Regions from separate parts of the Mus musculus genome. Here region 2 is linked to region 1. A link is a loop called in an ENCODE intact Hi-C map of the cell type or tissue named here. Cell type or tissue: left cerebral cortex. All regions are shown on one strand.

What was found. A loop is a pair of places that touch in the nucleus more often than their neighbours do. Peaks named below come from ENCODE experiments on the same cell type or tissue, not always from the same donor. Only the 100,000 strongest peaks of a DNase experiment are listed, where the experiment ranks them.
Region 2: it touches region 1 in a loop (4-fold over the local background); 16 of 42 quality-filtered maps call a loop at or near these places.

Annotation. Positions count from the first base shown.
Region 1 is chr1:39,679,741-39,682,240 of GRCm38, reverse strand. Rfx8 (regulatory factor X 8) reads left to right here. Exons shown (of 15, transcript NM_001145660.1): 11 at 1,243-1,399. Among named protein-coding and RNA genes, the nearest start is that of D930019O06Rik, 30 kb to the right of the region's middle. In left cerebral cortex, a CTCF peak has its summit at 1,493 (motif pointing right); a DNase peak (open chromatin) is centred at 1,491.
Region 2 is chr1:39,987,732-39,990,231 of GRCm38, reverse strand. It overlaps Map4k4 (mitogen-activated protein kinase kinase kinase kinase 4), which reads right to left. Exons shown (of 32, transcript NM_001252200.1): 11 at 1,190-1,262; 12 at 1-143. Among named protein-coding and RNA genes, the nearest start is that of Map4k4, 88 kb to the right of the region's middle. In left cerebral cortex, no CTCF peak of the experiment used is centred here; a DNase peak (open chromatin) is centred at 1,190; H3K27ac peaks cover 1,060 bases.

The sequences.
Region 1 (2,500 bases):
CTCACTGAAAATGGTTCCAAGGTCTTTGACAGCTGCATCTGTACTGTGTGTGGACAGTCATCCCTTGTCATTGTCCCCTGGACAATACCATGCAATAGCTATTCACACGGAGTGTAGTGTACCAGGCGCCCCAAGTCCTCCAGAGATGGTCTAAGCTGTACAGAAGACTGTCCGGACTGTGAGCAAACACTACGTATGTAAGGGACCTGAGCATCCACAAAACTTGGCATCCATTTCATCCCGCCCACAAGCAGAAGGGGCCCCAGGCCTCATGGCACTCAGCAAGATCCCACCCTGTCCCTTGCCCTGAAAAGTTCCAATCTCCTCAGTTCTCTCTGTACACTGGCATCAAGGAAAAATCCCCAAGTTGGTGCCAAGGGGCAGTGGTATGATGCCAGACCCTGGATGTGGGCCCAAGTCCATCAGAGCTGGAGAGGAGCTTACCAGATCCTCTGTGAACCAGCCCATCCATTAGCACCCAGCGTTTCTTGGGCTCTCGGCTGGTCCTCAAGCCATCCCTGGGCTGCATACACTTAGATGGGCCCATCTGGCAGTGACTATGGTCCTTGATCTCACCCCACCAGAGTTGCGCGTTTGAGCTCTAAAGTGAGCCCACTCTGGGCCAGTCTCTGCTCTTATGAGTCCTTGAGGACATTTACTTCCGTCCCCAATGCCGTTTCCTCCTCTGGAACATGGAGATTGCTGTAGTTTATGGATGACCAAGTGCCTATTGTATGAAGTCACAAAATGAAAAGGTTTCTGTCATCCCCCACTTGACTGCTCAGTAAATCAGCTCCAAAAGGCTAAATTCATGCTTGAAGATTCCCAACAGGAAGCAGAGAGACAGAGCAGGGATGTAGCTCAGAGACGGTGAATGCTTGTGGTGTGCAGGACCCAGAGGGTGACTTCAGAGCAAGGAAAGAGGTAGAGAGGAGAGAAGGCAGGCTTCCGACCCCACAGCTGTCTGCTTAGGATCAAGGACAATGTTATAAGATACTGACCAGCTACCCTCCACTCTCCTTCCTAGAGTAACCTGGGCCTGGGTGTGGGTACTGGGGAAGAGGAAGCTTAGCAGCCCCACATGGGGAGCTAGAAGGTGTCGTGTCATTTGAGATCGGATGTCAGTGCCCACAGCCACTGTCCCTACCCCCTCAACAATAACAGGATGCTCTGTGATGTCCAGGTGGGATTGGCAACGGGAATGCGACACAAATTGATCATTTTCCTTCTCCTCATCCTTAGACGATGAAAATGGTCCTGAAGAACAGCAGGAGAATCGGCCTCTTGAAGTCAGACCTTCGTGCCATCATCAGAGAAGGCACTCTGGATATTTCGAAGAAGGTCCTGGAAGGTGACTCCGACCATGAAGAGGAGCCAGAGAGCCACACAGAGATGAAATGTAACCCTCCTTCACACTCTCCATTTGGGGCGTCACTGGGAAGGTGTCCCTACATCACTGCAGCAGAATAGTTACCTAGTTGAAGGTGCTCACACTTGTCTTCCTGTAGAGGGCGACAGGCAACCCAGGAACTCCCCAAGAGCAGTGGTTCTCAGCCTTCCTAGTGCTGTGACTGACTCTTTAATACAGTTTATACTGTAGTGACTCCCCAATCATAAAATTATTGCATTGCTACTTCATAACTGTAATTTCACTACTGTTTTGAATCATAGTGTAAATATCTGATACGCAGCTCTTGTGAAAGGGTCAGGCATCCCACAAGAGGATCGTGATCCACGGGTTGGGAACCACTGCTCTATAGCATCTGCTCCCAGGACCTTCCTGAGTGTCAGATAGGATGTCAGTGCCAGAGCATGTTTGAGGGGCAAGCACACAGAGAGATGAGACCTCAGTGTTGCAGCTTGACAGTATTTCTTTGCAGACACCCCACCCCCACCCCAGGAGCATGACGGGAGATCATTTGTGCATCTATCTTGCACACACACAAACCCCAGTGTCTCTTCCACACTGTGTGATTGGATGGAGTTAGCTCCATGAGTTACCAGGGTTCTGCTGACCTGCAGTTAGCCGTGTAGACGTCTAACACTGAGCGGCGTAGGGGTTGAGCCGCCCACCATGGCGGTACTCCACAAACAACTGATGTAGAGATCCTCTTGATATTCAGTCATTGCAATCGTTTTCCAAAGAAGGGAAATCTCTCTTCTATAAATAGGCCCAGTTGCTGGTGACACACTGCTTGAGGGACGAGGCAGGGACCTTCCCAGAGTGACTTTCAGGAGGGGAGTTGGGAGTTACCAGAAGTTGGTCATGGGTTCCAGGCTCCTCTGCTCCCTCTGCAGGCATAATCCCTCACCAGTCTGCAAAGCCCTGGCTGCCTGTAAAAATGCAGGCCCCTTGGGGTGTCAGCTGTGCCTCTCTTAGGCTTCTATACAACAACACTGCAGTTTCTGTGACCCAGTGTACACATGGGTTCTGTAGCAAACGCCACCTGCAAAATAATCTTTTCTCTGACTTTGAAGTAGAGTTGACCTGGCTACGGCT
Region 2 (2,500 bases), 310 kb before region 1:
TCTTATACTCCTCCTGCTCCCGGAGCTGCTGCTCCTGCAGAAGCTGCTGTCTCCGCAGAGCCTCAGACCGCTCCTTGTTCTCCTGCTGCAGTCTCAGGAAATCACGTCGCAGAGTTGACTCTCCAGGCACATTGACGATGGAACTGCAGGGGATAGGGTCTGTCAGGGCTCCATGCATCACCTGGGCCTCGTAGGGTGTGACCCAATGGGAACACCCAGTTCCCTTCATGGGGCTACTGACTGGGCCCAGGAGTGACCCAAATCAACAAGTCTACAGGATGACAATGCCTACTGCTCCAACGGCTCACATCATCCTCTATGACTTAGTAATGTCTGAAAATGCAGTCCTAGCAGATAAGCATTCTTTCACGGGACTCTTCTTTCATGTCGGGTCTTCCTCTGGCCCTCTAGTTTTGCATCATGGCACAGAAGTACTAGCACCCACTGGTCTCAGCATCCCTCCGTTCTCATCTGGCCTACACCAAGCCTGCTTTGTTCCCTGACACTATTTTCTATCATCAGAGATGGCAGCAGGCCTCACAGGAGACTTTTCTGCGTTGGGGGCTGTTCCCCAAGCCTGTATCACACAGACTGGCAAGACACACCTCCTTAAACCCGTGTCCCTCTTTGAACTTCTATTCCCAACTCATGGCTCCCATGGGTCTCAACACAACCTTCATCTTGGTTTTGTTCTGTACTCAACCAAAGGTAAGGCCAGAGCTAGAACAGCTGTGGGCGAACCTATTACTAAAGTACAAACATAAGAAAGTAAACCCACTGAGCTAAAGCAGGCAGAAGACACCCGAAGGATGGAGGTCAAAGGCTGGCAACCATATTTGCATGTAGGGAAAATAAGGCTGTGGGAAAGTTTCTCAGCAGAGGGCCTGCTGGCCTCCGAGCTGCACGCTTCTCTGTGTGGGACTGACTTTGGTCCGGCAGCAGACTTGTACCATTTGTGCCTTCTGCAGCAATAAATGCCAAAAGCATTAAATCCTCAACCTCAAACATAAAATTGAATTAAAAACAAAACTAAAAACGAGGCAAGAGTTTGGGAAATTGTTCACAGAGATCTGTCATGGGGTGAGAAAAATGGCAGACAGGAAGCAAGCCAGTGCTGTCCACTGCTCCACGAAAGCCTCACAGAGTGTGGGCAGGCATCGGGGAAGCCTGGGCTGGCTGCCGTCTGTACCTTGGCTCTCCCTCCTGCTCAGGCACTTCCTCCTCCTCCTCCTCGCTCCCGCTGTACTCGTACTCCGTCTCATCTGAAAAACAAGGCCGAGAGAAACAGGAGAGCTCAGATCCTCACAGATGCCCGTGTAGACAAGCATCCCCAGAGTCAGAATGACCAAAACCAAGATGCAACTTGTGAAAACGGCATGGGGAGAAGCGTGTCTGACCTCCCGTCAAAGGTCAGGAATTCTGAGCTGGCTACACTCCCTACAGAAGAGCTGGTCATTCTCCACTGATAAAATCTGAGGAAGTGTATACAAAAAACAAGAAAACCAAAAAACTCAACAGCATCAGCATAGTCACACTCAAGAAAGTATTACACTGACAAATATAAACAGATATCGATACATAGATGACAGAAATAGCAGATGTGTTAAAAATTCAGAGATCTCAAATACTGGTCTAGAGAAATCAAGAAGCTAAAGCAAACGCAGCTCATGTCAAGAAATAAAGAGCAGCGAAGAAAGCACCGAGGCAGACTCGGGGAGAGGGGTCACACAAAAGTAGTCACCACATCCAGCTCTCTGAAAAGATCAATAAGATTGACTAACTCCAAGTTATACTAGTATCATAAAGATAAAAATCAAATTGTTACCATAGAGCCAATGAAACCCAAAAGATCCTTAGAAAATGCTCTGAAAACTTATATTCCAAAGGTTGGCAAGTGAAAAAAAATGAACAAGATTCTAAATGTCTGCAGTTTACCACAATGAAATCTGTAAGATATGAGCACTGAGACTGGGATGGGGTTAAGAAGTGTAAGGCGGGACAGATGCAGGGCAGGTTGTGCCAAATTGTTGAGGATGACCGGACACCAACACTCTCACCACTCCACGAAGAAGAAGGGGAAGACGCTACCAGACTCATCCTATGAAGCCAAGATGACCTACCAGCAAACCCAATAAAGACGGAATAAAAGAACATCAAAGGCCAATTTCTCTAAGGAACATTGGGTTTCTTATATTCTCAACAAAATACTTGAAAGCCATATTCAAGATCATATAAAGACACAACCAAAATGGCTTTATCTCGAGGATGCAGAACTGTGGCAGCCCACACCCCCCAATTTTAATACATGGTGTAAATAAACTCAAGGACAGAGCTCAAAAGGAGAAAACTTGAGCCGGGCGTGGTGGCACACGCCTTTAATCCCAGCACTCGGGAGGCAGAGGCAGGCAGATTTCTGAGTTTGAGGCCAGCCTGGTCTACAAAGTGAGTTCCAGGACAGCCAGGGCTATACAGAAAAACCCTGTCTCGAAAAACCAAAAAA